Regions from separate parts of the Mus musculus genome. Here region 2 is linked to region 1. The links are chromatin loops, found by intact Hi-C in ENCODE. Cell type or tissue: heart. All regions are shown on one strand. Links, peaks and the distances in the headings refer to the core of each region. The heading gives the core; the rest is flanking DNA. Region 1 holds the start of Gcnt1 (glucosaminyl (N-acetyl) transferase 1, core 2). Region 2 overlaps Prune2 (prune homolog 2).

Evidence for each region. Peaks named below come from ENCODE experiments on the same cell type or tissue, not always from the same donor. Only the 100,000 strongest peaks of a DNase experiment are listed, where the experiment ranks them.
Region 2: a loop joins it to region 1, with 2.2 times the contacts of the local background. A loop is called at or near these places in 3 of 42 quality-filtered maps.

The regions. Positions count from the first base shown.
Region 1 is chr19:17,348,991-17,364,872 of GRCm38, forward strand. Gcnt1 (glucosaminyl (N-acetyl) transferase 1, core 2) reads right to left here and starts at 7,677. Exons shown (of 3, transcript NM_173442.5): 1 at 7,567-7,677. In heart, for the core only: a CTCF peak has its summit at 7,785; a DNase peak (open chromatin) is centred at 7,681; H3K4me3 peaks cover 2,533 bases; H3K27ac peaks cover 1,572 bases; H3K27me3 peaks cover 1,512 bases.
Region 2 is chr19:17,216,872-17,232,753 of GRCm38, forward strand. It overlaps Prune2 (prune homolog 2), which reads left to right. Exons shown (of 20, transcript NM_181348.4): 20 at 3,913-7,061. The coding sequence ends at 3,943. Among named protein-coding and RNA genes, the nearest start is that of Gcnt1, 130 kb to the right of the region's middle. In heart, for the core only: no CTCF peak of the experiment used is centred there; a DNase peak (open chromatin) is centred at 7,130.

The DNA.
Region 1 (15,882 bases), core at 3,921-11,920:
GCTTAATCAGAGCCCACACTGGTAACAGCATTGACCTGAGACTTGCTTTTCAATGTTCACCTTTACCTGTTCTCTCACTGCTGCCCGGATAGCAGGCGCACTCACCGATGGGCTTACACAGGCAAGCAAAATGGCTTAGGCTGATTCTCAGCAACAAACAGCATGTGACCACTATGTGACAACCAAAATGGCATAGGTTGATTCTCAACAATAGCATGTGACCACCATGTGACAAAAGGAGTGGATGATAGAGTAAAATATCACATTGACATTTAAGTCATTATAGCCTTGCCACATGTTTACATGGGAAGTTTTTATTTTACTTTTGGGCAGAGCTGGGCATCAAAATTGAGGTCTTCCACATTCCAAGTATTCCATTGAGCTATACACCCACCCCATAAATACACTTTAATTGACAAATAATTGCATTTATGAGCACAATGATATACATGAGAGGTAATATAATAATATAGTATAGTATATTACATATATTACATTAGATATATTACTATATATAAGATTATATACTACATATAATACATATTATATATTTCAGGATAACCCACTGTACCAATCACTCTTCACAGTCTGATCATTATGTGTGTACATGTTCACATGTATGAGCAGGGTACACAGACATGTGCATGTAGAAACCAGGTCAATATCAGGTATCTTTCAGTCAGTCACTCCCCTGCTTATTTTTTTGGAGGCATAGTATCTCACTGAACCTCAAGTATGTATGCAGATTCTGCCCAGCTAGCTCCTTGGATCCACTAATTCCTCCCTAAGCCCAGCTTAATTGCTGTGATTATAAGCCTGAGGCATCAAGGTGGGGTGCTTCTGTCAGGGTCAGTATAATACTTGCTCGACAAGCATGAAGACCTGAGTTCCACCCCCAGAAAACATGTTAAGGAAAAGAACAAAAGGACGAGGAAGCTAGACACAGTGACACACTTTTGTAATCTCAGCACTGAAAAGAAAGAGACAAGCAGATCTCTGGGGCTTCTCTGGGGCTCCTTAAATAGCTAGCCTAGCCAAGTCGAACCTAGCCTTATCACCAAGCACTAGGTCAATAACAAACTCTATCTCAAAAATGTAAGTGTAGCCAGGCATTGGTGGTATATGCCTTTAATCCCAGTACTCTGGAATCAGATACAGCAGAAGCAGTTGAGTTCTGAGTTCAGAATGAGTACTAGGGCAGCCAGAGCTACACAGAAAAACCCTGTCTCAAAAAATCCAAAACAAACAACAAAAACTTTAAATGTAATGTTTCTAATGAATGGCACTCAAGATAGTCCTTTGGTCACCTTGGCAAAATTGCCAAGACCCATGTCAGGTGTCACTGACATTAGTCACCCAAGCACAGGCTGAAAGGTAGGAAGCAGAGCTCAGTGCAGGGCAGACACTCACTCAGCTCCACATGGTCGCCACAGCAGCTCCCAAAGTCCTGTCAGAGACCACTAGTGGAATTTAAGAACAGGAGTTGGCAGACACAAAGGTTCTTGGGGGAAGACTACAATATATCCAGATTGGATGTGGGCTTCTAAAGGGAGAGTGGTACTTCTTGTCTTTACGGTGGCCATAGACAAGATTTTGGTGGCATATGAAGTAACATATCAAATGGTTCACTGTTTACAAAACGACATCGGAAAAACCCTAGGTCACCAGGATAGCAGGGGAAGCTAAGACGTTCAGTGTAAACAAAACACTGTGACTGGTCCAGAAAGTTTCCAAGGAGTGAGACCACACCCTAGGTCCAGAAAGGAGTGAGGCCACTCTCCGGCCCACCTACATTCCTTACCCCTCACCCGTATCTCCACTGTCTCATCAAGACAGACTGAGGTGGGACCCTGTAGTCCATCACGGGCCCCACCTATAGTGAGCAGGGTTTCTGTTCACCTCTTCCCGGGACAAATTAACTCAACAGCAGAGAACACCATTCCAAACAGTTTTTCCTAGAGCTCAGTCATGGACCTTGGCACCAGAAAATACTCCAACAGGCTGGACTGCCGTTCAGTAGAAGAGTGCTTGTCTTTTATGAATCCAATCCCTGGCACAGCAAAATTAATAGTTTTTAAAAAAGAAGAAGCTGTTTTTAAAAAATACACTTTCAAGAAAGAAATACACTACTTCAGAAACAAACTCAGCTCACGATCTTGCTTCTTTCTTTCGAGCAAAGTGAGATGAAGTCTTGAGTCCCAGATATAAAACATCTTCATCCCTCCTCCCTCTCCTATCACAGGACCACCCCTGCCCCCGACATCCTTATCATCTCTGGAATTTGGCCCCACCTTCTATTTCCCCATACCTTATCCGCCAGATTTTATCTACCAGACTTTTCCAGAACAAATAAACAAATGTAATGTCTCCCAGCTCAATTCTGACCAGACCAAACAAAAACAAAAGCAAACAAAGCCCCAGAAAGCACAGACAACAGGTTTTCCGCCTACCCTGAATGTGTACCTGGTTCCTATGAACACTGGCGTCCCAGCACAGGGAATGGTCTATAGCTGCCGGAAAAGACCCTTCCTCTCTGTGGAGGCTTTAATACTCAGGTCTGCAGACACTTCCATCCTAGATCTTTCTAGTTGCCAGCTTCTCCGCTCCATTTGGTTGTTTCACAAGCAAAACAGCTCCAAAGGGGAATCAACTTCTCTCCCCAACCTGGTGCCAACCTCATCAACCCTTCCACCTACCTCCCACCACCCCCCCAGTGCTTCCAGCACCATAAATGCTGCTTTCCGTACCCGAACCCACCCCACTCTCATGTCCACACCGCAAACGTCTGAGTCATCTTGCTACCCCCCGACCCCCATCAACAGTATTAGTTAATCACCACTATATTTCTGATTTCAACCACAAACCAAGTCTCATTCTCTCGCCTATTATAGTTCATCCATCACACTATTGGGTGACTGTAGGGGCACTGGGTGGCACTGTTTGCTAACAGCCACTCTACCCTCCTGGGTGGCTGAACATGAGTGCACAGGCTGAGCTACATGGCTGTCTGGATGAGGAATTGAAGCCTCTTCTCACACTGGTGCCCGACAAGGGTGCCACGAGTACCAGCAGTACCCACCCCTCAAACAGTGCCCTTCACAGCTGTGGTATGAGCCGGGCATGGTGGTGCACGCCTTTAATCCCAACACTCGGGAGGCAGAGGCAGGAGGATTTCTGAGTTCGAGACCAGCCTGGTCTACAGAGTGAGTTCCAGGACAGCCAGGGCTATACAGAGAAACCCTGTCTCGAAAAAACAAAACAAAACAAAACAACAACAACAACAAAAAAAACCCAAAAAACAAAACAAAAAAACCAGCTGTGGTATGATCATTTGACCCCCCCCCACCCCAGATCCCAGCAGTGGGTATCACCCCTACCATCACATCCCAGATTCTACAAATGACCCAAAGGCTTCATCCCAATCATTTTCCTCTTGAGCACAACACTCTTCTCCTAGAAACCTATCCCCTTACTTATCTGGTTGCTTCCTGTTCACTTTTTGGATATGTTAAATAGCAAACACAACTTGCAGCGAAAGAGATCTTGCAGGTCTCCCCTAAACCATGGAAGGGGCCCTTGCTCAACAAACAACACCCAGTGCTTTTCAACAAACACCACCACATAAGATTAGGATAACCTATGCAACTAAGTGGGTGCTTGTCTGCCTTTCTCTAGCCAACAGACTCAAGGATGCAGTGAACAGATGCAGAAACATTCACTGTGTCATGATGGTAGCTATAGACCCAGAGCCAACAATACCTGTCTCAGTAAACTCCTGCCTGAACAAGCAAGGAGGGTACCCAGCACCCCAAGGAAGGAAGGCTACTGAATTAACAAAAGAAAAGCAAATCTTGGGGGGATTTCTTAGGAATTTCCTAACTGGATGGAAAATTACAGACCAATGACTCAGGAACTCCATGAGGGGCTGCCCAGAGGAGTGGGGCCTGCCTAAGTGGAGCAAAGCCCTGGGTTTGCTCCCCGCCTGGCACAGAGAAAAACAAAAACAAGAGATTCCAGTGTTTGGTGGTAGCGCCATTGCATTTGGGGGAGAGCCACCATCCTCCATTTAGTTATGGAGAGAGCTTTATTGGAGCCAACTTCTCTTGATACACAACCTGTGTGTCCATCACAGAGGGGCCCTTAAATACTCTGTTGCCACCAGCCTAAGTTTTTTACATTTTAAACAGTCTTTCAAATTATGTACCTAGTCGTGAGTTCTACAAATTACTTCCTGAAGGAGCCAACTCCAACCAATTCCTGGATAAGAATCCACCTTTCATAGCCTGGGCTAGGCTTTTACCTCTCTGTGCTTATTGATCTAAGGCCTAAAAAGGGGTCACAATACCTTCCCATATCTGTTACTACATGTATTTTAAGGTGTCCTCTTCATTAGCTGTTGGGTTCTCAGACTACAGAACTGCACAGCAGAATGCTGTTGGCTAAACGTTGATTCTCTTCTACCATATGGGATCCTGGGATTGAAGTTAGACAGTCAGGCTGGCAGCAGGCGTCTCTTCCTGCTGAGCCACCACAATGGCTTTATTCACAGCTGATCCTGTTTGCTTGTTTTAGGAGGGTCTCTAGGTAGCCCAGGGGAACCTTTAGCCATTCATCCTTCTAGCCCAGCCTCTTGAAAGCTAGGAATAAAAAGTGTGCACTGAATATTCTTGTTTAGTTTTCTTTTGGGTTGATACTTCAGACTGTCAACTTTCTCTACTCAATATGCACGGTCAGCCGATACTTCTCTAACTTCAAAAAGCTGAGAGAAACATTGAGTATATTTTTTTTAAAAAATCAAAATTAGCTTAATAGTTCCTTTTAAAAGTATTTATTTATGTATTTATTTTGGTGCATGTGTCTGTGTGTATATAACTACGTGCTCGTGTGGGCAGCTAACGAAAGAAGCCTGAGGCGTGCATAGGACCCTTTGAAGTGGGACTTACCGTCACTTGTGAGCCGTCCAACATGGGCTCAGGAAACAGAATTCTGATTCTCTGTGAGAGCAGCAACTGCTCTTTTAACCACCAAGGCATCTCTCGGTCCCTTCGTGTTCCTTCTCCAGCTTTGAGTTTCTAATGCTAGACTCTTATCAAGTTTTACAATGGCATAAACACCTGAAATTTCTGTGGTGGTAAAACTTGGCAGGGTACAGAAGCCATTTACAGGGGATAATAACTCTCTGCACTTTGTAATTAAAAAAAAAGACTTATATTTCAAGGCATTTTAATTTACTGATAGCTTCTCTACTCGTTGGTAGGAAGTACTTAACCAATAGTCCATTGATACTTAGAGCATTTTCTATGTAGACCAACTTCAATTCTCAGAGGCCTACTTTGCTCCATAGGGAAATCCTTGGCAATGTCTGGAGCCATGTGAGTTTATTGTCACTGGCGTGGGGGGGTGGGGGGGTTGGAGCACCCAGTGGGTACAGGAATGCTGGTAAAAGTCCTGTAACGTACACAACAGTCTCCTGTCACAAAAACCATCTGGCCAAGGGCTAGGGCTACAGTGTGCTGTGTACAGTACTTGCCTGCCAGGAATAAAGCTCAGGGTTTGGTCCCCAATACCATATAAGGGGGTTGGTGGCGCTCGCCTACAATTCTAGCTCCTGGGAAGTGGGTGCAGACAGATTAGAAGTTCACAGTCACTCTGAGCTTCATAGTGAGTTGCAGGTTGAACAGACCCCATCACAAAAATAAAATCTATTTGGTCAAAACTGTCAGCAGTGCTATAAACACACATGATATTTGTCTCCAAGGGAAACCTGACAGTATCAAACCAAACCTCCATCATCAAAGCTAAGAATATAGTCCCCACAAGAATATACCACACCTGATTTACAACAGTCACCTAGGAACAAACACCCTTTCCAGCAGAGTTGGGTATTTGACGTCCTGACCGAGAACTGTAAGCACATTGCTCATTTGTTAATATGAATACTAAAAATAGACCCAGGGATCCTTATCTGTCCATACACAAGGCTGCATTACTCAGTGCAGCTGAAATACTACACAGTCCGTAGCAAACAGCAGGTGTGCTACATATGCCTGAAATTCCAGCACTCAGGAAGCCGATCCAGACTCTGATGACAGCCTGAGCTGCACAGTGAGAACCTGTCTCCAACCAACTAACAGAAAACTGCCTCTGACATTCAGGAAAGACTTTCCAACAGTACTAACTTTTTTTCCTACCACCTAATTTCCTAATTAGCCATTGCTAAGAAAGCTAGATTTCCTCCCTTTAAAACCTGAAAAAGAAAGGAAGATGGAAGGAAGGAAAGAAGGAAGAAGGAAGGAAAAAGGAAAGCAGAGATACCTGTAGCTTTCCATCTTTCCAGAACTGAAACCTTCTTCCAATCCTCTGCAGAGGGGTCCCTGTCTACTAACAGATAATTTACTCTGATCTTTAAAACAAAACAAAACAAAACAAAACTGTCTACCCCTCCTCTTCCTTTCCAGAAGACAAACCCGCCTTTCAGAACAGCTCTAAATAGGGGCAGCAGGCCAGAGGAAGAAATCATATTGCTCCCCCACCACCACTCACCAAATTCAGGTCACAGCCCCACCCACCCTCCTTCTCAAGTCAACGCACCAGTGCTCTCTCTGAACACTACCTCCTACCTACCAGTTTGCCTCTAGCTCCATTATTTGTAACAAAGCAGTTCTCTTCTGCAGCGAAAAGGAAAGATAAAGAGTACACACCAAGCTGACACTTGTTTTTTTTTGCAGAGCCAAGCTCGGATCCTCCACTGGAGGATCCTCCACAGTTGCACGGGGAAAGGGGTTGCATTTTTTTATTCTGCACTGAAAGAACTAAGACTGGGAGCAGCTATGCGCATGAGATGGACTTCTTCTCACTCTTGAGGTGTGATGGCGCTCATCTTTAACCTTGGTAGACAGAAGCAGGAAGATCTCTTTGAGTTCGAAGCCACATGAAAGAGAGAAGGAATGAAGGAGGGAGGGAGGAAGGCAGAAAAAAAAAAGAAAAGAAAAAGTAATAACCCAAGAAAAAGCAAAAACTAAAGAACTAACATGTCTAAGAAGAATTACCCGTTTTTGTAACAGACCTGCAGCCCAAGGCAAGAGGAAGAGCGGCGACTGCTTGGACCCCAAACTGGCCAGTCTGTTTGCAATCACCCTAAAGTAGTCATTCTCTGCCCCAGCGTCGGCTTCTCGGTCGGCGCTCTAACAGGGAGTCACAAACGTCTCTACACTGGCCTGTGGCCTTACGAAGTTTAAGTCTTTGGCGCCCAAGACACCGTTCGTCTCTACTTTTCATGCCTGCAACCAACCCTGATTTCTAAGCCCTCACTCATTGCACCAGTCCGGGAAAGAGTGGTCAGAAAGTGACTTCTAGATGCCACGTGTGTATCCGCGTCCCACCGAAGGACCGGAAGGAGAGTGCTAAGAGGACTCCTGCTCCATCCTAGCCGGGTTCCCGAACCAAGCGCCCTCTCCCTGCTCCAGCACCACTGCCTCCTTGGTGCAGCCCGTCCCGCCCGTTAGATCCGGTTCGGTGCTGTCCAACTCTGCCGGGCAACCCCACCGCTGGCCCAGCCTAGGTTACCTGGAGCCTGTGCCTGCAGGGCGCACGAAACAGTGCTGGATCGGCTCGCCAAGCGGATACTGGCGCGCTCAGCCTTCTGCGCTCCAGACCTCCGAGCCAGCGCCACGCCCTAGGACCCACCCTCGAGACCACGCCCCCAGGCCCACCCTTAAGACCACGCCCCCGGTTCCACTTCGCCCACCTGCGGCCACCGCTCGAGGTGAGGGCGCCCTCTGGGAGTTGCAGTTGTCCGGGAAGAAAACTAGAATCCAAACTTCCTCTTGCTTCCTAAGAATTCTTGGTTCTCTGGGCCAAGGACAAGCTACCTGGATGGGATCTTTTAAGAACTTTTATGTCTTCTTCCTCTGAAGCAGGAAATGTGCCAACTGTTGTCCTGTCTGATCTTAAAAATAAGTAAAAAGTTAAAATGCCCAACGTGTTTATACTGCATCAACTTTAGAGTCGCCCATGCCTTATCATTTTCTAGATAAACCTTGTATCTCATTTTGTGTTACCAGAATGTCAGAATTTATTGAATAACCAATATATTCACAAGCAATGTCAGTTTTTTGGTTGCAGCTTGCCAAGTAATCCTGATTTTACTTGAAAGCTGGTTCCTCTTTCGCACTTTAATTCGTAGTACTAACTCACTTTACACGTTATGCTTTACATAGTAAACAATACACAAATATACAGATTAGAGAAACTACAAGTTTGCAAGCATGTGGGTCTCAGGTGAGCATGCTTAGTGCCCCTCAAGGATAGAAGACATTATCCGTGGGAGTGTAGAAAGCAAGGCTGAGCTGTCTTGGAAGCACCAATCTGTGAAATTCACCCTCTTGGGCTGTAGATCTGAAGAGGTTGCCCCAAGGACTGCCCGCAACAGAACAGAACAGGAGATAGTGGTGTCTACTGAGTGGAACAATAACACCCCAGTTCATGCCAACTCCAGCCCCATGTGTCCTTTCTGCTAAGCTTGGCCCCTTCCTCTCTTCTATTCTAGGGGTTGACTCTTGGAAGATTGCTTTGTTTGCCTTGTCCCTGTTCCCTGCCCCTCCCCCTTTCCCTGGAGTCTTCCAGGGGAAAGCAACATCAGCTCTGGCCACCTGCAGAAACAATGAACTGGGAGTTAATGATTCCTTCCTTCAACCTCGACCCTTTCCTTAAGAGATTTCCCCTCCAGTGACAGTTTTCGCTCTCTTGCTCTAATTTTATGCAGAAAAGTAATGTTATAATGCATTCTAAGTTTAATTCCATTATTATTTTATGTGCATGGATGTGTTGTGTGTCTGTATGTTCATCACATGCATACAGTGCCCTCTGAGGCCATTGGTCCTCTCAAACTGGAGTTACAGATGGCTGTGAGTCTCCCTGCGGGTGGTAGAAATTGAACTGGGATCATCTAGAAGACCAGCCACACTTCCAGCTCCTTTTATAGTGGATTATGTGTTAGGTCTAGAACAGAGAAAGGACATGAGCCCTTTCCCACATGAGGTTTATGATTTATTTTGTCATGCACACGGAATGTCAGGATGTGACATCTGAACGTCAGCCTGTCATTTGTTTTCATGAGAAAGAGCTGTCTCCCCCATCCTTTCTGGACTAATCTGCCCTGCAGAGGTTTATCCTATGTAGTTTAAGTGTGTTTTGAGCTGTCAATATCTATAAGAATCACACACACACACACACACACACACACACACACCTCTTCCTTTTCCGTTGTGTTGTTTTCTGTTTGTTTGGTTTCAGTTGGGTACTGTAATGGAAACCAGGGACTTAGGCATGTTAAGCAAATGCTTTGATTATTTGAGCTACACCACTGAGTCAGCCTCTGACCTTCTAACTTTAATGTGCATTGTCAGCTTTTAGAATAAGTCTAAGGCTGGAGAGTACTTGTTCCTCTTGCAGAGGATTTGGGGTTGGTTTCTAGCACCCACATGGCAGCTCATAATCACCTGAAACTCCAGTTTCAGAGGATCTAGTACCCTCTTCTAGCTTCCACGTATACCAGACACACACAGTGCATACAGCTCACAGAAGCTGGGACCCTGGAGCACACGGCACAGCCTGTAGGCAGCTCAACAGGATGGAGAGTGTCCTTCTATGTACCTAGGTTGGTTTAAACCTCCTCCAGGCAGCTGGTCCGAGACTCAAGGGTCTTGGCAGCTCGGCTTCCTTTGAGAAGAGCATTCAGCTTCTATTGCTGAGTATGGCAAGGAGAGACACCTAGTGAATTTGCTCAGTCTGAGGGACTTCCTGCAGAAATTTTGAGTTGTTTACTTTCCAGTTTAAGGAGCTTCCCTGCAGGATGGAATGCTTCAATCTCAGAGGAAAGTAACTATTGCACAACACCTTGGTGAGCAGTGGGTCAGTGCTCTTAACCGATGAACCATTTCCTGGCCCCCCGTAAAACCTTTTATAAATATCATCAGAGAACTGTAGTATATATAATACACTCGTCAGTGAGCTATGTCAGAGACACAGACGTGTTTGCCTTTTTTTTTCCCATGTCATCGTGTATTAGAAGGATATAAATTCAACTCCCGAAGTCCACTTCATTGGCTTTAATTCTCTATTTATTCCTGATTTTGCTTGGTATCCGCCAACCATCGGCAATCATAACTTCTTTTGCGCCAAACTTAATTACTAATATTACTGAAGTCATGGGTGGGGAGATGCGTCTCTTCTTGCACTCCATCTCTAACTTCTGCTCCGGAAGAATTCACAGCAGGATGCAAGCAGGGCAAGCCAGGAATTGAGGCTTATTTCAGCAGGCAAGAAAACAAGAGCATCCTCCAGTGCGAAGGGCAGATCTAGCGGAGAGCGGTAGCTCAGGGCTGCCTGGCATCTGGACCTGTGACTCCTAGTCGACCATTTCTCTTCCTCTTGCCCATGCGTGAGGCAGCTTGCAGTGCTTTCCATTCGGAAGGAAGTAAAAAGCCTTCTTAGAAACTGCCCTTATCTATAATTCAGTCTGTTTTAATTATATGCCTCAGATGCAAGAATGTGTTGAGAAATATTAGCAGAAAGAGTAGCAGTGCCTTGCAGACTACTTCTTGAGGCTGGGGGTTGGGGGTAGGGCTCCCTGCTGGCCACCACAAGAACCTACAGAAAAAACCAACTTCATTTCCGCATCCCCAAGCCCCTAACCCCACCCCAAGAGCTCAGTCCTTCCTCTTTTCAGTCAGCTTGACTAGCTCATAGCCAGCTGCAACCCCTCATAGTTACCTTCCTAAGCGTCCCTCAGCTTTGCCATGTAACATTCACTTTTAAACCTAACCTTTGTTTTACAGTTTAATCTTACACGTCCGCGCATGACGCATCGCAAAGTTGTGTATGGCGAAGCCTGAATCAGACAGGCAGTGTTGACTAAGCCTGAATCAGACAAGCTGTGTTTGAAGGCAAAGGCAAAGAGCGGATAGATACGCGTGGACATTTTTTTGCAGAGGAGCATTTAAGTTTTGCAAGGCAGGACACAGGCGCATGGTTGTCAAATGCCTGCAGATCTGCCGGCAGAAGCTTTTGTGTGCCACCCTGGGTTGGTCACACAGGAGAAACCAGGCTTTAACTAGAGACCACCAATGAACAGAGTTCCTTTGCTGTGGCGGTTTTCCTAGATAAAGCTCACAAGTGACCAGGTGATGTCAGCGTGCTTGCTATATCTCCGTCTTAAGGCCCACCCTTTACCATCTCAGGTGAGGGATACATCTGATGTGATTGAGACGCTTGTCTGTCTGAAGTTTCTGATATGAATCGACATATTCTCATGTGTAATTATTTATCAGCACAGATAAATTATTTAACAGATTTCGGCTCCTGGTGCACTGGCAGATGGCAGCTGGGTGCTTGTATAAACAAGATGTAGTCATTCTACCTTGGCATTTATGATCACAATGGAATGACTTAGGTCAAAATTGTTCTGTGTAAAATAAAGTAACTCAAGTCTTGGCACTCTCTGACAGCCCTACTCTGGAGCATTCTGTTGTTTCCCCAGTGTGCTTTCCTCTAGAGCAACGTGAACCTGATCCATCACTGCCCTCCTGGAAGGTGGTGAAGATTTAAAAAATCACCTCTTGCAGAGATTAACTGGTCCTCAAGGGACTTAGGTAAGACCAATAGGTAACCTCTTTGCTTACGGATGAGGCCTCACGCAGACCTTACATTCCCATTCTTATCTCACAAATGATGAGTTCATTCCTATACCCCTACTCACTAAACTAGTCAAACTGCGATAGTCTGAGCTCTCTTCCAACCCTTTGGATGAATCATCCACCCTCAGGCTAAGGAAGTATTGAAATGCAGGATAAAGCCTGTAAGAGCCCCTAACAGAGCCTCTTCCAGCTCCCCAGGAAGAAAACCTCTTCTTAGTCTCCCGTCCAGTCTTACCAACGGCTAAAGCCAGTCCTTGGGACAGTGTCCTTTCTAGCTTTGTTTATGGCTCCTAGATCAAAGAGACAGAGAACAAAGAAAGGAGAAAGAGTTCTTAAGAGTATGTGTTTGTGACTGGGCTTCTCTGTGTAGACCTAGTTGTCCTCAAACTCGATTTGTAGACCAGACTGGACTTTGAACTCAAGAGAGAGATCTGGTCGGTTCTGCTTCCCAAATTTAGGATTAGAGGTATGAGCTACCACCTCTGGATTAAGAGTTTTTAGCTTTTTCTTAAACATTCTTTTCTACCCAGTCTTACCAAACACTCCAGAAATTACAGTTGAAGTATGCCCCACAACCCCATTACACAAGCAAGCAGCTCCCTCACCTTATCTAACTGCCTGCATTCTCTGATCTGTCTTCCTTTGTTTCCACCCTCTACATGCCTCTGCTCCCTCCCCAAGCTTTCCAACCCACAACCCTGATCACAAGATCTAGCCTTGGAGTTCTCCTTTCACTTCTGGTGCTGTGACAAAGCACTGATAAAAAGCAACGCAAGGGAAGAAAGGATTGACTTGTCTTATGTGTCCCGGCTGCAGCCCCTTGCTGAATGAATTCAAGGCAAGAATTCAAGCATCTAGTCACACATCACAGTAGCAGAGAGAAAAGGATGTGAAAAGTTGATAGAAAATATTGTGGAAATATAAATGTGTTAAATATAACAGAGTAACTATGTCCGTGAGCTTTGTCTGAATAGTAGGTACATTTTGAAATGCATCAACTTGATGATATCTAAGGTCCCTAGTTATCTTTAAAACTTGGGAGTTTGGGAGGGAGGGATGCTGAGGGCTTATAGTACTTTCTCTAGCACCCATTACAACAAAAAGAAACAATAGGGCTGGAGAGATGGCTCAGCTGTTAATAGCACTGTCTGCTCTTCCAGGGATCCTGAGTTCAATCCCCAGCAACCACATGGTGGCTCACAACACTGGGATCTGATGACCTCTTCTGGAATGCAGGTGTACATGTAGACAGAGCACTCATAGACATAAAACTTTTTAAAAATTAAGTAAATTTTTTTTTAACAAACAAGAACAAAAACAAATCCCCATTCCCAGAATTATACAAAATCAGTTTAATTAATGGATACTCGTTAACAACTCCATAGAGTGTTTTTAGGTCAGGTAGAATAACAGAGGGTAGCTGTTTATATAAAAGAATTTTTGCCTCTTGTTTTTATGATACTGGGAGAATACATCATTTTGATCTGTTAATAATGTGTTTAATGTTTATAGGTTGTAAAGGTATGCTACAGGGAAGTCTGTAGCTATAGAAACCATGAGCTATGCCCTGGTAGCTCATGCCTCTGGTACTAGCATTTTAGAAGAGGGAGAGAGAGCAGTTTGAGTTTGAGGTCAGCCTATGCTACATAGCCTAGCCTAAAGAACAAGATCCTGAAAACAAACAAGCAAACCAACGAAATTGTGAGCTGTATATTCTCAGGCTTAATTGGGCTTCTTGAACCTGCTAGAGGATGCACCTAAGTGTGTGTCTTTCATCTGCTCTTTGAGTTTCACCTCAGATTCCATGGCCTGTACAGCAGGAACTTATTTTCTCACTCTTCTCTTGTTGTACCTGCTGAAGATGGAATTCAGAAACTGTGCGTGCTGCACAAGTGTTCTGCTGCTGAGGCAAATCCTCAGCCTGCTCTTTCCTAAGACAGGGTTTCTCTGTGTAGCCAAGCTGGTCTGGGATTTTCAGGGTAGGCCTCAAGGCCTTTCTGTCTCAGACCACCGCAGTGCTGGGATTCCAGCCCCAGCTATCACGGCTGCTCATAGCTTCCTTAGAATTCTCCAGGCTAGAAGTCCACAATCAAGGAGTTCTTAGGGAGAATTTCTTATTAGACCTGCTCTTTGCCTTGTGCACACAAAAACTAAAGTTCCTTGTTTTGTTTTGTTTTGTTTTGTTTTGTTTTGTTTTGTTTGGCTTGGCTTGGCTTGGCTTGGCTTGGCTTGGCTTGGCTTGGCTTGGCTTGGTTTGGTTTGGTTTGGTTTGGTTTTTTAAAAAGAACAGGTCTTCTTCGCCCTATTCCCAGCTGGCTTTGAGCTCATTATGTAGCTCAAGTTATTTAAGGCCTACAAGTCCCTAGCCTTTGGCTTCCTGGGTGCTGAGATTGGAAGTGTGTGCAACCATTTCTGGGTCTTAGATATCTTATATTACTCTTCATGTTTTATTTATAGATACTTTTTTAAAAAAATATTTTTTATTACATATTTTCCTCAATTACATTTCCAATGCTATCCCAAAAGCCCCCCATACCCTCCCCCCCACTTCCCTACCCACCCATTCCCATTTTTTTGGCCATGGCGTTCCCCTGTACTGGGGCATATACAGTTTGCGTGTCCAATGGGCCTCTCTTTCCAGTGATGGCCGACTAGGCCATCTTTTGATACATATGCAGCTAGAGTCAAGAGCTCCGGGGTACTGGTTAGTTCATATTGTTGTTCCTCCGATAGGGTTGCAGATCCCTTTAGCTCCTTGGGTACTTTCTCTAGCTCCTCCATTGGGAGCCCTGTGATCCATCCAATAGCTGACTGTGAGCATCCACTTCTGTGTTTGCTAGGCCCCGGCATAGTCTCACAAGAGACAGCTACATCTGGGTCCTTTCAACAAAATCTTACTAGTGTATGCAATGGTGTCAGCGTTTGGAAGCTGATTATGGGGTGGATCCCTGGATATGGCAGTCTCTAGATGGTCCATCCTTTCGTCTCAGCTCCAAACTTTGTCTGTGTAACTCCTTCCATGGGTGTTTTGTTCCCAATTCTAAGGAGGGGCATAGTGTCCACACTTCAGTCTTCATTCTTCTTGAGTTTCATGTGTTTAGCAAATTGTATCTTATATCTTGGGTATCCTAGGTTATGGGCTAATATCCACTTATCAGTGAGTACATATTGTGTGAGTTCCTTTGTGAATGTGTTACCTCACTCAGGATGATGCCCTCCAGGTCCATCCATTTGCCTAGGAATTTCATAAATTCATTCTTTTTAATAGCTGAGTAGTACTCCATTGTGTAAATGTACCACATTTTCTGTATCCATTCCTCTGTTGAGGGGCATCTGGGTTCTTTCCAGCTTCTGGCTATTATAAATAAGGCTGCTATGAACATAGTGGAGCATGTGTCCTTCTTACCGGTTGGGACATCTTCTGGATATATGCCCAGGAGAGGTATTGGTGGATCCTCCGGTAGTACAATGTCCAATTTTCTGAGGAACCGCCAGACTGATTTCCAGAGTGGTTGTACAAGCCTGCAATCCCACCAACAATGGAGGAGTGTTCCTCTTTCTCCACATCCTCGCCAGCATCTGCTGTCACCTGAATTTTTGATCTTAGCCATTTATAGATACTTTTAAGACACATGGTGATCCACCTTCAACAGAAGGTTCAATGCATTTATAGGAACAATACCTGAAGAACCCTCAGGAGACTATAACATCCTAACTAGTTGATAAGACACCCTAGCTTGCCCAGGCAGTCCTCTAACAGCTTCTGAGATGTTAAGTGGTGAATGGCCTTGGACAGAAAGGAAGAAACAGTAAAAGAAGTCATGGTATATATCATTGCCCATGAGGGATAAAGCTCCCAGCACAACTACACCCATGTTAAAGATTTTACAAGTGACTGACTGAAGAGAACTTTTTGAGCTTCAGAGTTGGAACCTTGCAGGCATGGATTCAAATTATATTAGTCTATTAGTCCCCTTATTAGCCACTTATTTCAGTCCCCTTACTGCCTTCTAATTGACCCTATGTCTGACCTAACATTTCACCTCTCGAGAAAACACACTACACACACACACACACACACACACACACACACACACACACACACACTTTTAAAAAGTAAATGAAAGAGGACAGAAGAACCATACAAGCTCACAGACATTTTGAAAATAAGAATTCCTGGGCCTAG
Region 2 (15,882 bases), core at 3,601-11,600, 130 kb before region 1:
GACTCTGTAAGAAGTCATACTCAGTATTTGATATTCATCCTAGAATAATCTTATGAGGTACATTTTACAGAAGAGAAAAAGGAACTTTAGATAAAACATGTGACTAGCCAATGTTTTGCAGCCTTCAAGAGGGGTGGGGCAAGGTGGGGTTTGAATCTTGACCTTGCAGATTCCGTGTTGTTGGCTTTCAAATCAGAGGGGTAGACTGTGAGGAAATGGTTGCTGCTTCTCATCTAACAAAGGACAGAAATTGCTCACATGAGATTGGCCATGTCTGTTGGGATGTCCAGCAAGCAGATCCTAATTTGACTTGAATTAGGATTATCCTTGTTGCCAGGGACCAAGAAAGACAACCAAAGATCAACTTAAACTTATTTCCATTGTCACTGTCTCCTCTGGGTCCAACGAGAAGTTGGAAAATCAACACGGTGCCTGCAGCTGCCTTGTTGACCTTACAGCTTAAAGGAACTTTAGGGAGAACAAAACACTGAGTCCCAACTTTCAAAAAGGAACAAAGGACAGGATGAATGTTGTACGGGGACATTCTGAATCATGTAGCTTTTTCCTAAAGGTCACTCTTGTCCAAACTTTGACGATGACAGCATCAGTTGCTTTAAGCAAAGATATTTTTTTTTTTGCAAAGCAAACATATCTCAGCCCCTCATTCTACCATAATCTATCTTTCAAATACAGGGCGTTCCTTCCCATTGAGAAGCAATGCCCCTTGAACACAAACAACACTCACAGTTCAGCTTTCTCCTCATTGGCCTGTTGCTGCTACATCTTGGGGCTTACCCACTCCTCTGCCTGCCTTGTTTGTCTGTTCTCTATTGGTGAGAGGGATTTTGGGTTGGTGTACAGGGTGATGCATCTATTCCTGTGTGGGCTCCTTGCAGAGCTGGGTGGGAGGGAGGGAGCTGCCAACTGCTGATGTTATTTCCCATTCTTAGGAGAACATATCCCCTACAAGTTTCCCTTTTCATCCCTGTCTTTCCTGAGCACCTACCAGGCATATCATCTCTCTAAGCAGCAGGAAGAGATCCAAGGAACTAGAGTGGGCAAGAATTCTCTCGCTTGACCTCCAGACCTGTATTTCTTTGCTTGCTTGCATGCTTGCCTTAGCTTTGTTAACCTTCTCTGGGCTTCTGGGGAGATGGACGAATCCCACCTACATGGAAGCATTTTACACCTGCAGCTGGGACTGAATGGATGAACTGCAAATTGGGCATAGGCCCTTTCAAGGGAGCTCTGTCCAGCTAAGAATGAAGGGAGATGTAAGGGTCCTGTCGTGGCCTCCCATTCTCTACAGATAGAAGGAACATTCTGCCTGCCTCACCACTCCTCCTCCATAAAACACAAGTGTTTTTAACTGCTATTAAACAGGACTGCCACTTGTCTTGTAAGGAACCTCCTTTAGTGCATGCAAGAAATGAGACCAGCCTGTCACTGAACGGTAGGTCACTCTGCGCAGGGCCAAATCAGTTGTGGTCAGTTAAGTTCATCTTCCCAGGCAGGAGGAATTCCCCACGTACTTTCAGTTCTGGTCAGAAGTGATCTTCAGTGTCATTCTTAAAAGGGACACTGATAGGAAATGACCTTCAGTGCTTTTTACCTTACTTTAGGGTTGGGTTTTATTCATCCATACCACAAGGTTAAAGCAGGACTGTCTCTATTTGTAATGTATTTTTTAATGAGATGGTCAATTGTTCTATGTGGTGAAAACGAATGAGAAGCATTATCAGTGCCTTCATTAACCCCACAAGGTAACTGTTGTCTTAAAAGCAATCTGCAAAGTGGTTTCCTGTACCAGTTTATCAGGAAGTTGTCCACAGTTGCTCTCTTTCTCTACTCTAGGTAAACAGGTTTTAGTCTTTCAGCTATTTGGTTACCAAAAAAAAAAAAAAAAAAAAGTAATGATTTCACGCTCTTCCCCCACCCCCAAATGAACAACAACAACAAAAAAAAAAAGTGTTGAGATGTGTATTCTGGTGTGACGGATCGGGTATTGTCAAAGGCCTAGATAGCCCTTACCAACTCAGACCTAGCACTGACTTCTGAGTACATCATAGAACACCCTAGAACCACATGCATTCTTTAAAGTCCTGTTTTGTAAAAGTATGTTAAATACAGATAATGGAGTCCAGGAGATGAAAGAAGACATCACCCAACTGAAGACCTGCAGGTAGTGAGTCAGATCCTTGAAGGCATAAGAAATAACTAAGTTACCCCTGTGTCTGGTCGCCTTTGAACTGTCCCTCATTATATCTGTCACAGGAGCCTCTTCAAACTCTCATTATTGCCAGGGTGGATCCACTCCTTCCTAGAGGTGACAAAGGCTGTGCCCACCTATCTCCGTGGGATACATTCCAGACATGGGAACTTGTCGGATGTGGGTCATGAGGGCAAGTGAGCACAGATACACACTGCTGTGGTTGCTGAGGGAATTCCAAAGGAAAAACACTTCACTTGTGCACCCTAGACCAACAGGAGCTCTAATATACATATGGCTTTGTCTGAAAAGCTACTAGAAGGGACTTGCTTGTCACATGGGCCACAGGAAAGTCCACCCCAGGAGGACTAATATGTCAGAAGGGCAGATGGAAATCCAGACTTCCTGACAGGCTGCTTTCACACTACTGGCTCCTCTTTGCATCATGACTGGAGTCCTCTCTCCAACTGTTCAGTGGCTCTAGCTCTCTCCCTGTGTATCTGTGTGTGTATCCAAGATGATGTTAATTCCATGTTAGAGAGGAGCTGAAAGAGCCAAGAATGCAGTTTGCGGCTCGGATACCCCAGAGACAGTTCACAGACCCAAGTCAGGGATGAAGGCTCTCTAGAAGGCTCCTGGAATGAGCCCTTGTTCAAAGGCAGAAGAACCTAGAGTCTGAGGTCCACAAGAACCTGCAGGGGAAAAGACTTCTGGCCAGGAAGGGGTAGTGTGAGCGGACAACAGGCTCTGTCTGGCTTCTTCTGTTTTCTGTTCCATCCAGCACCCAGTCTGGTAGACACTGCTACTCATTAAAGATGGGTCTTCACCACCTAGGCCAGACTCCATGGCAGCCAACTTCACAGACACACCCAGAAGCATGCCATACCATCTCTTCAGCCAAGTAGATGCCAAAAACTGACTATCACAAGAAAGAAAAATGGTCACTCAAGATAGGAAGACACAGTAACATTCTTTATCTGATTTCACTTTGAGACTTAACATGAGCTGTTCATCCCTGGGTCCTTTTGAAAAGGTATAAAATGCTTTCAGAAGCAATTTTGTAAAAACGAAACAGCACCAATATGTTTATTTTTAAAATATATATCTATTTCCCTATTTGTTGATATGCATGTGGGTCTTTTGCTTGCATGTATGTCTGTGCACTGTGTGCATGCCTGATGCCTACAGAGGCTAGCAGACAGTATCAAATTTCCCAAGTGATAAGTCGTTGTCAAGGGCTGGAGAAATGGCTCAGTGGTTAAGAGCACTGACTGCTCTTCCAGAGGTCCTGAGTTCAACTCCCAGCAACCACATGGTGGCTCACAACCATCTGTAATGGGCATCCGATGCCCTCTTCTGGTGTGTCTGAAGAGAGCTACGGTTTACTCATATACATAAAATAAATAAATAAATACATTTTCAAAAATAAATAAATAGACAGTTGTAGATTTCCATGTGGGTTCTGGGAATCAAAGCCAGGTCCTCTGGAAGAGCAGCCAGTGATCTTAACCGTGGGGCCATCCCTTCAGCCTCCATAGTCAATATTTTCTAGAAAACCTTAACAACTGTCTGATTGTTTTCCAGCTTAAAAAGCTTAGGCAATTTCTTCAAATTATTTGAAGAAAGATACAAACAAGTGACACCTGAATTGACTCTTCCTCATTGGTGTGTTTTCTCTCCCCACCCCAATCCCCTCAACCCAGCATTGACATGAAGCTGAAGGAGAAGCCGTAGCTGGCCTGCTGGAGGAGGACTCCCTTTCTGCTTGGTGATTTTGCTGGGACGTACCTACCTGGAAGCAACAGGGATGGTGACATCTCCACTTTGCACCACCTGGTGCCATTGGAAACTTTCAAGGAAAAGAGAATTTGTTTACTGTTAACATATCCTATGAAATGTTGTGTCTTTTCCTATTTTGCCAATTACGTGCCTCAATGATTTTAGTTGAACCTTAGCAACTAAACCTTCCGTTTAGTTTTATGGACCTTCCATTTTTACTATTATGCTAATCTTCGGTGCAGTGGGACTTGGTTCCTTAGACTGGTTTTTACCAAAAGCATAGCCTAGTTCTGCTGTTAGACAGATGTGGATATGTTTCTGTAGACTGACTGAATCCCTACAGAGCTTCCTTCTAGATTCAGGATGCACAGGGCTTGCCTTGTCCCAGGAACATGGCTTTCTGGAACTCTATGAAATGCTGAACTTGAATAGGACAGACAGACAGATATAAAATCCTCATCAGCTAAGGCATCTGCCCCCTTCCTGTCCACATCTTTCAGTTTTTCAAAAGGACCCGGGCTTTCTAACCCATGCAAGCTTTACTTTATATTTCTGCATGTAAATTGCTCTTTTACAACATCATCTTCTAGTGAGCTTTGAAGAACTGCATCTTGTGAAACTTAAGACGAGCTATGCTTCAGGCCACAGAACAGGCTCCAACCTTTACACTTCGTCCAACTCCAAGGTGGCCCACTGAGAAATCACTGGGTAACATCGAATCGTCCAAAATTAACACTCAGATGCATTGCAAAAGCAATCTGCTTGAGGAAGTTTAAAATTAAATACAAGTATATACTAGCCTTTATGAAATAGCTCATTTCTTGTTTTTTATATGCCCCTAAATTGTTACGGCAATTTCCAGTCTGTGGATCTCCAGCAGAGGTTGGCAAGCTGTACCGAGGAGGCTAAGGCTCCAAAGCAAGAGAAGGTGGCTTCCACACTTACAGTTGAAAACAAAAATTACCACTTAACTGTCTGAAGCTTCTTTTACTCATTCTCCACCAGAACTGAACAGTGACAACAGACAGTTCTTCACAAAGCCAGAACACTATCTTTACAGGAGAAAAAACAAAGTGTGCTGACCCCTACGAGACCAAATATCCATTCCCTCCCTGGTCTCCCTGCTCTGAGTATTTATTTAAATGCTTTCCCCAACTGAGTACACAGAGGTGGTTGTAATCTCATTTGGTTTTGTCAAAAACATTTTTATTTTCTTTCAAGGCAGGATCTCACCATGTAGCCCAAATTGGCCTAGAACTCACTATGTAGACCAAGTCAGCCTCAAAGTTGTGGCAATCCGCCTGCCTTAGCCTCCCAAGTGCAGGTATTATTATAGGCTTGCACCATCATATCTGGACTTGTAAAGAAAATTTCGACATTTACAGACAGTGAAACATCACCTGTGGCCTACTGAGAAAAGCGATGGGTCTTTCTCACAAAAGTGTGGCTCTCTTAAAGCATGGGATTGCTAGACTCAAACTGAAAATGTCCGAAAACTCTTTAGACTCACTCACTCTTCAAAGTCATCCGTTACCAAGCAGCTGGCAAGACAGGCCCTGCCTGGTGGCTTTGTAGGAGAGCTGCAGACACTCTGAGCCCTGAAGAAGTCTCCTCAACAGGGAGGCTTCTTAGCCCAGGTGCCAGAGGTCTTCTGACTTTATCTGCTTCATGTCTGTTTCCAATCTGTCTTCCGTACAAGCTCACACAATATACGTGAGCCGGTCGGTTCCCTTCCCTTCATAAAGCTCCATTATTTACTTTCACCTGTTGATCCTGTTCAACTTAGTTTTTTTTACCTTTGTCTTTTTTTCAATCTCCCTTCTCTCTCTCTCTCTTTTTTTTTTTTTTTTTTTTTTTTTTTTTTTTTTTTTGCTAATTCGATAGAAAAACCTCAGAATCATCTAGGCTCCCACAGCCTGCCCTGCCCTTTGGAAGCCCACCTCAAACATCATGGTGATAGGAATATAGTTACCCAATATCCTGATTCGCTCACCTGCTTAACATATTAACTCCTTTATATTCCATTCTGGAAGATGAATTTCACATTTCCCCTAGCCATGTTAAACTTATGTTGTTGTGAGAACTGCAGAGTTTGGCTCAGCAGATCTGTAGACATGGGACTCTTTTCATAACCAACCAGACATGGCAACAGGCAAACAGGCACACCATTCACACTTTCTCTGAGTCTGTGTATGGAAAATGACTCACTCGTGTGGCATGGCAAAGTAAATTTAATGTGAGCAGTTTCACGTCAATGATATTTGGAAAATCCTATGGGCTGTAATACCATTACAATATTTAAGCACATGTTATCTTACTATCTTCAAAAAACAAGTTACTTTAATTGCATGTGCTAGAGAAAAGCTATCATGCTCATCAAATGAATAGGCTTCTAGGGAATTCTGGGAAAATAGCCCATAAACAGGTAGATGTAACTCTCACGTCGCTCAGCTGTAGCGCCTGCACCCTGGGCATTCTTGCTTTGGTCTGGACTGCCAGGACCTGCTTTGCACTTTTTCCTGTAGATTTGTAGTTAAGGGAACACCGAGGGGTCATTGAGGCAGGAGTGGTGTTCACTCTGAGTTCCAGCTAGTACTTAGCTGGATTTTGACTAAGGCTGAAACAAAAACCTTCACAGAAGGTAGTTGTTGAAGAGTGAGAACAACTGGGGGTGGAGGAAGACCCCAAAGTTCCTATTGAAGCCATACAGTGTTATATAAGGTTCCTCCCTAGGGCATACTGATGAGCAAAGAGGCCACCCTCCCTAGCACACATCCTTAGGATGTAACTTTGAGAGTCCCTTCATGGTTCTGCACAACCCTTGTCTTATCACTATGCCCCAGTGGTCTGCTACTTTAGGAATATCTAGGTGTGCACAAACTTAACCTTTTCTATATCTAAAGAGTTTTCTACGTGTATCGGATTGCTCAGAATAAAGTATATATTAGACGAGTTTTGGTAAAGAAATAAATTCTATCTGGATAGTATGGTTTAAAAATATGAAAATATGTTAAGAACACAATGTATTGCTATACCCTTACTGTGTAATTCAGAAATAAAAATAGATTCCACACATTGTGGTTTCCTCTTTCAACTCAGTGAAACTCTCTGTGGCTTCCCTTAGCAGGAACATGATATGCTGGCCACTTGCCACAGGCAAAAGCAGTGTGCATTTGACTTGCCTGGCCATCGAAACCCTATTGTTTTCTGTCTAATTCTACCTTTCATGTCTTGGAGGCTTTTGCACTGTACTTTTAAAATGGACCATTTACTCTTTGGAACTGTCCCCTCATTTCGTGGTTACTTGATTGTGACTTTTTCTGTCACTTGCCTATTCGTGACATATTTATTTTTAAAGTAAAGCATACTAAGGGCTGGGGAAGAGGGGGTAGAGTTCCGTGGTGAAACACGCACTTGGAATGAGCAAGGTTCTGTGTCTAATCCCCAGCAAAACACACACATGCGTGTGAGCACACACATACATACATATGCACATACACACACATATACACACCCATTCACACATGCACACACGTGCACATACATACGCATACATGCACATACACACAGGAACATACACACATACACATATGCACATGCACACATGCACACGTGCGTGCACGCACACACATACACATACACACAGGAGGGTGTCATTTTAACCTCAACTGTCTTTGTTTCCCTTTTTGTTTTCTGGAGTCTTTGTTGAACTTTCATAGCCTTTAGGCAAAAACAGAGTTAGAAACCATCACTGTAATTGTTTTTAACTAAATAAGACTCACCTGGGGAGCCATCCCATTTACAATCACCAAATCCAGACACTGTTGTTGATGCCAACAAGTGCTTGCTGACAGGAGCCTGGATATAGCTGTCTCCTGAGAGGCTCTGCCAGTGTCTGACAAATACAGAAGTGGATGCTCACAGCCATCCATTGAACTGAGCATAGGGTTCCCAATGAAGGAGCTAGAGAAAGTACCCAAGGAGCTGAAGGGGTTTACAACCCCATAGGAGGAACAACAATATGACCTAGCCATTACCCCCAGAGCTCCCTGGGACTAAACCACCAACCAAAGAGCACACATGGTGGGACTCATGGATCCAGCTGCATATGCAGCAGAGGATGGCCTAGTGGGACAACAGTGGGAGGAGAGGCCCTTTGTCCTATGAAGGCTGTATTACCCAGTGTGGGGGGATGCCAGGGCCAGGAAGCAGGAGTGGGTGGGTTGGTGAGCAGGGGGAGGGGGGAGAAGATGGAGGAGGGTGTTTTTCAGAGGGGAAACCAGGAAAGGGGATAACATTTGAAATGTAAATAAAGAAAATATCCAACAAAAAAATTTTAAAAAGTACTCATAGAAAATAAATAAATAAAATATACTTAAAGAAGAAGAAGGAGGAGGAGGAGGAGAAGGAGGAGAAGGAGAAGAAGAAGAAGAAGAAGAAGAAGAAGAAGAAGAAGAAGAAGAAGAAGAAGAAGAAGAAGAAGAAGAAGAAGAAGAAGAAGAAGAAGAAGCAGCAGCAGCAGCAGCAGCAGCAGCAGCAGCTAGGGTTATAGTAGCTCAGCTGGAAGCGTGCTTACCTAGTATGCATGCACAAAGCTCTAGGTTCCATTCCCCAGCATCACCTAGCACAGCAATAGCCACAGCACTCTGACTAAACAAATACATGAACAAAAAGGGAGCAGTTATTTCTGTCAAAACAGTTATATACTTAAAACAATTTATGGTTAAAAATGTTATTTTAGGGGCTGAAAGAATGGCTCAGTCCTAAGAGCTATTACTGCTCTTGCAAAGAACCTAAGTTTGATTTCCAGCACCCATGCAAGTTGGCTCACAGCTGCCTATAACTCAGAAATGACTCAGGACCGAAGGATGAGCTCTGGTGGCTATTAGGATCAAGGAATGGAAAAAACAAAGACAAGGCTGAGATCATCGCAGACAAAAGAATGCCAGACTGTGACAACGTGGACAGTTAGGGTCATATTGCTGCTGTAGCCTACGGTGGTGGGAATGGAGGGGTGGGGGTGAACTGGGTAGAATGAGGTGGGAGCACACTGTTCAGTATGGCCCAGCTGTGAGGGACAACAAGGTATGCATTCAGAGGAATACCCAAGTCACAGGGCAGAGGTGGGAAAGAAAAAAAAATTCCTCAAACACACATGCTTAACAAAGGCAGGCATTATGCAAAGCCATGCGTTTTCAAGCACACTCTTAGGAGTGATGAGGGGTGGGATGGCAAGCCAAATTAATAATTCAAGTAAAAAGGAGTTGTATGGAATTAAGTCTAAAGTTTATAAGTAAGGACAACTTAGACTTTCAGCCATCAATGCCGGGCCTTTCAGAGGAGGTCATGGAAAAGCTGCGCCTACGCAGACTGTGTCTCCAAAGGGCTGTTTGCCTTTGTGTCGTCTCCTGAGACATTTCCCTGTGTTGGCTGAGTCGGTGTGCAGAAGCCTTGCCAGGAGCCACCCCAATTTCATCATCCTAGAGAGGCAAGAAGTCTTTGGTTCAGCTGATGACCTTCAAAGCATTGAACCTTGCACAGCTTTGGATATTACAGAGTGGGAGCTGCTTCATGGAGCGATTCGCCTACATCGTTACCCCCAAATCACTATCTTTAAAGATCTTTATTCACATGCCTGCATTTGTCCTCCTGTCTGTCTATCTGTCTGTCTGCCTGCCTGCCTGCCTGCCTGCCTCTATGTGCACTAAGGATGCCAAAGAAGTACTGGACTCCCTGGAACTGGAGTTACAGGCAGCTATGAGCACCAATTTGCATGGGTGCTGGAAATCAAACTTAGGTTCCTTGCAAGTGCAGTAAAAGCTCTTAGGGCCGAGCTGTTCTTCCCGCCCATCAAATAATATTTTTAACCATAGATTGTTTTAAGTATATAACTGTTTTGACAGAAATGACTGCTTTCCCCTATTTCTGCAGTCTTTTCTCTAGAGAGGAACATACAGCCCTGGGCACTTGGCCTTGATCCTTTTGAAACTCTTCCCTCTTAAGTTGATGAGATGAGTTTTCCAGTTGTCTGTCATGTTCATGATTGCCTTTGCCAAGTTGTTGTTGGCTCTCTGAAGAAGCACAGGGCTGGGTTGATAGAAGCCTCTGATTGTAGTATTTTTTATCAACTGATCAACACACAGGTGTGTGTGAGTGTGTGTGTGTGTGTGTGTGTGTGTTTAAAAGCACCTATTTAATATGTTTTTACTGAGCTCATAGCCAACAGCTTGAATATTTCCCTGGCCAGAGCAATGCTCCACTGCACATGTCATCTCTCCACAAGACAAGTCACAGGGCTGGAGATGGTATCCTGCATCCGTACTACTTTTATAGTATGCACACGGAAGCCAAGGCATAACCACCTGTTCTACCGCAGCTGGAGTTCCTGTCCTAGGCAATGCGCATTTGTCAGTACTCTGTACACGTCATAAATGATGGTAGAAGTGACACGAATATTGATTTGAGAGGTATAAATAAATTCTAGCAAATGCATGTACGACAACGGAGCCCTTAAAGATTGAAAATAGAGTCTGTCTTATCACCTGGCACCCTGAAGCAACACATGCTTATTTCAGCTTCTGAGGGTTAGAAAGCGAAGCACAGTTTAGCTGGGTTCTTTCACAGGTCCTATACAGGTGTTGTCCTAGAGTATCTAACAAGTCCTGGTCAACCTTTCCCCGAGGCAGAATTCATTTTCAAGCTCGGCAGCCTGGCTTTGGGCAGGTTTCACTTTATTGATGGATTGTTGGACGAAGAACAGCATTCATAGTGCCGGTAAGCTGAAGCCCTCAGATGTTTGCCTTGTTAACCTGTCTAGCGTGGAAAGCCTGTTAAGAGGGAGAGATAGCAAGGAGCAGAGGCTACCAAGATGGAAGGTGCTCTCTCTCTCTCTCTCTCTCTCTCTCTCTCTCTCTCTCTCTCTCTCTCTGTCTGTCTCTCTCCCTCTTTCTTTCTTTCTTTCTTTCTTTCTTTCTTTCTTTCCTCTTTTCTTTCTTTTTTCCTTTCCTTCTCCTCCTCTTCCTCTTCCTCCTCCTCTTTGGTAATGACATCTATAACAAAAGTGATATTTTCTTAGTCGTTCTGTTACCTTATCCTATGCAAGTCCATAAATTCAACCCACTCAATGGCAGAGTGTCACACAAGACACACAAATCCAGAAGCAGGGATTGTTGAAGCCAGCCTAAAAGTCTGTTTGTCATACTCCAATCCCTTTGCAAATTCCTTGGACTCTTGTTCCTTCTTACTTGTTAGTGAAGGTATTTCTCCATCTTTTTTTCTGTTACTTTTTCTTCTGTTTCCCTAGGAATTCAACAAACACATTTCTCCAAATTATTCACATCCTGGTCTCAATCTCGACAGCAAACAATCATTTGCCCTCTCAGTGTCTGGGGGCAAAGGTTAAGCTGTCTTCACTAACTCAATGGTACCATTTCTCTGTCCTCTCACTGTCTTTGAGATTGTATACCCTGACACTTAAATTTTGGTTTCACTTGCTAGCTTGTATTGCTTAGAACAAGTTGCTTAACCTCTGAGCGCCTCATTTTGTCCATTTTTTTTTTACAACATGGATCCAAATTTCATTCTTAACATTTATATAATAGTTAAATTGGAATTAAATGCTCCAGTTAGGGCTTAATACAGATAAAGCACTAAAAATATTGTTACCTTCACCTCCTCACTGTCCTCGCTTTTCTGTGATAGGCTGCACATCTCCAAGCTACTACTAGCTAGCCCCATCAAACAACAAGCAAGTTTCTTTAACTCTGATAGCCACTGTAGTGGCTTGTGCTGTAGTCCTTTGAGAAGGGGGAGCTCCATTTGAGAAAATGTTCCATGGGGTTGGCTTGTGGGCAAGTCTGTGGTACATTTTCATAGCTGGTCATTGCTAGCTCTGAGTGGTCCTGGGTGTATAAGAAAGCAGGTTGAGCAAGCCATGGTGAGCAAGCCAGTAAGCAGCACTCCTCCATGGCCTCTGCATCAGTTCCTGCCTTCAGGTTCCTGTCTTGAGTTTCCGTCTCACTTCCTTCAAGTATGAACTATGATGTGAAAGTGAAAATAAAATAAGCCCTTTTCTCCCACCTTTCTTTTGCTCATGGTGTTTTAGCACAGCAATATGAAGCTACAGTACTGCACCTAAGTCAGCCACACTACCGCAGCTTCTGCCATCCTCCTTCAAAACTTATTTCTGCCTCATTTGCTTCTTGGTTTTAGATTTTTGTTTGTTTGTATATTTGTTTAAGATTTATTTTATTATTTTTAATTATGTGTAAGTGTCTGTGTTTGCATGTGAGTATGAATGCACATGCCCGAGGAAGCCAGAAGCGTCAGATCCTCAGGAGTTAGAGGAGCTAGATCCACAGGCAGTTGTCAGCCACGTAATATGGATGCTTGAACCCAACTCTAGTTCTCTGGAAAAGTAACTAGTGCTCTTAACTGCTAAGCCATCTCTCTAGCCCCTTCATTTTTATTTTCGTTCAGTGATTATCCCAAACATTGCAAGAACAGGGATGGGGCTATAACTCAGAGCATATGACATTTCACAGGCCTCAGTTTCCATGCCCTGCAGCAAAGGATAAAGAAGAAGGGAATGGTGGAGAAGGAAAGGGAAGAAGGCATTTATGAGTGTGTCACCTACAGAGTTCCTCGCTGTTGGCCAGTCTCCATTCTGCCTACAAAGAAATTATTACAACATGATGCTGTTCAATCCCTGTGTAGTTCAAGTTTCACCCATTGTCTCAATAAGTGTCCTTTATAGAAAAAGACAGAATCCAGACCACATTAATACTTAGTCATTATGCCTCTTTCATCTCCTTCAATCTGGCATGATTCTTTGGCTTTCCATGACTTCTGCAGCCCTGACATTTGTGAATGTGAGAGTTGTTCCATTTGGTGTCTCTCGGTGTGGCTGTGGCTGTGTGATTCAGGTTACTCGGTCTTTGGCAGTAGGATGTCAGAACTGACTTACGATTGTCTAACTACTCCCTACAGATGCTCACTTTGAATACCTAATTATGGCAATGCTGATGAAGGTTTCCAACTGGAAAAAAATCTTTTTCTGTCCCTTATCATTAAGGAAAACTTTGTTGTTATGGGGATCTGAATATGCCTAGTTGCTCATCAAACTTTTCATTTTACATGTATTGCTATGAACTTGTAAAAGCTTACTTTATTTGCCAGACTAAATAAATAGTGGGACTATTTATTTTGGTTCTCCGATTGTTCCCTGTAATCTGGCTCCTTCAGAGTGGCTTCTGTGTGCATTGATAAGTCCTCATGAGTCTTGGAACAACTCCCTACTCTGGCACAAGATATTCTAAATGTGACTGCTACTATCTACAGCCCAGCCTGGGAATTTCCCAATTTGTCTCCAGAGCTCTAGTTGACTGTGTTCTCTATTAAGCAGGAAATCAATACTCCTAGGACTGTGAGTACACAGAGCTAGAGAACACACACACACACACACACACACACACACAAAGTCTATATGTCTACATCTACAAGTATTGAAACCCATGAGTTCACATATTTCATGAGTAAATATATTTCAACCCTAGCTCCATCCCACAGATATTCTTCCAGCTGGTTAGACCTTTGGTACCCAGTCAAGAACATATCTTCACCTAAGAACCCTAAAAACATGACTGATACAGATGCCCCAGGCAAATAAAGTAAGCACTATAGACACAGGCACTCTCCATAAACAAATGCTTTTCAACAACCTGGTCTTTAGCACATATTACATACAACAAAATGCTCATCCCACTCCTTTCTGGTCAGGGATCAAGCCCAGGGTCATAGAGGTCATAGACAGGAGGTGTGTCTTCAAGCTAAGGAGACACGGAAAATGTCCCAGGTCATGTATTTAGTTAATATCCTTGAGGAAGTAAGTAGCAGAAACTCAACCAAAAAGTTAAATTGAATCAAATCAAACTTCCCATTCTAATAAGAACCCAGGATCAAAACTTAACTTCTCTCTGCTCTCAGGTTGACCCATTTCTCTGGATAGATTTATTCTGAAGTGTTGTCACCTATGATGGTTTAATGCAAACCCACACAGCTCAGGCTGTGGATCTCATCTGTTTGGAAAGTTACCGGAAAGGGTTACCTCCTGCCCAGGGGCCCCAGCAAAAACACCAGGCCTCCTTATATTGGAGCAACATAATACTCTTAGATTCATAAATAGCTTTACAGCTAGTAAAACTTAATGGAGAAAGGATTCCTCCACAGCTTCAACTAGAAGAGGTACTTGAATGTTTGATGTTCAAAATTACTTTCTTACCATAAAAGTGATTTTCAAAAATATATATATACTAGGACTGCTCAGTTGGTAAGCCTGGCCATATGCATTTGATCCCAAGGACTCATATCATAGAAGGAGAGAACCAATTGCTCCAAGTTATTGTCTGAGCATCCCCCACCCCAACCCCCAACACCCACACCCACACACATACATACAAACTAAATGATCAAATAAGTGTAAAATAAATATATGTATAGCTTTTTAAATAATAAAATCTATACTGGCTATCCTGAATTTTCCTATAAAAATAACAAACACATTTTAATAGCTTTAGTTCTTTGTTAGCATGATGCATGTTTAATTAAAAAATACAGAGAAGGAGAAAAAAAAGGCAAAATGGCACAAACTCTTCCTGGGTTATCACTTGAACCTCCAATCAGAAGGTGACAGTACTGTGACAGCCTCAGTATCAGAGATGGGTAGTAAGACAACTGAAGTCACAACCAAGCTCGGGCCCCTTGCCCAGCTGAGTGTCTCTGCTCTCCTGTTGTAATCCATTTTCTCAGCATAAAAATAAAACATCCTTGTATTCTTTTCTTCTTATTTCGACTAAATACAGGAGAACAGGATGCCAACAATGAGGGTAAAAATCATGCAGCCTGCCCTTCAGCTTAGAGAACCTTTCTGGATGGGCTCCTTTGAAACCCACACTTAAATTCCTATCTATCACCCACCTATAGAGAGACAGTATGGACATCTTGTGTTGTGAACATCTTTCTCAGTGCTGAAATCTTTCAGTTGATTTCCTAGAAGCCCACAAGAGATTATCTTGAACTGTATGGATGGAGAGCAGGTTCACAACTCTGAGCCCTTGTTAACCAGTGCAGTTTAAGAGGGGTGGTCAGGGGCCTGTGCTAGCTTAAGTAACAGCGTTCTTTTCCAGGGCTGAGCAGCCACACTGATGGGGCTGAGGCCATCCTGAGGACATAGCTTTGAGCTTCTAGAAGCTAGGTTGGTGTTTGCTTAAGTCTCATCTATGCTGCCAAGCAAGTGATTTAGAGGCTGGGGCCAAAACAAAGTTGAGAAGAGGGTGCAGGGAACCCAGCTAGAGTCGAACCACCAAAAGGCTCTCTGCCAATGCTCACCAATATTGGGCTTTGAATATCTTTTCATCTTGATCATCTGGGAGAGAAAAATATTTTTCTTTCTATTTGCATTTCTCAAAAAAAAAAACAAAAAAAAAACAAAACCCCAAGCATCTTGAATGTTTCTTCTCATGTGGGTTTAGCTAAGATGTTTTATTCATTTTTCAGATGAGCTAGCCATAACTGAGATTTACTGGCTTGTAATTTTTCAAGTACTTGCCATTTAGGGATCCCAGGTCACAAATCCCTATGGAGTTTCCCATTACCTTCCCCGTGCCAGGGAATACCAAGCCAAGCCAGATTCTCAGCAGGAAACTCACTGGGGCACACCTGGTTCTTGGATGCACAGTTCTAGGTAGCGGTGCACTGAGCTCAGCCAGGTGTGTTTCTTTGAGCCAACCACAGCAGTTTTGAATGAAACCTTCTTGTCCTTGGCTCAATAATTCCCCCAGGGCTACATAAGCAGGAATTGGTCATGTTGCAATAGAAAGCACTTCCATCTCAAAAAG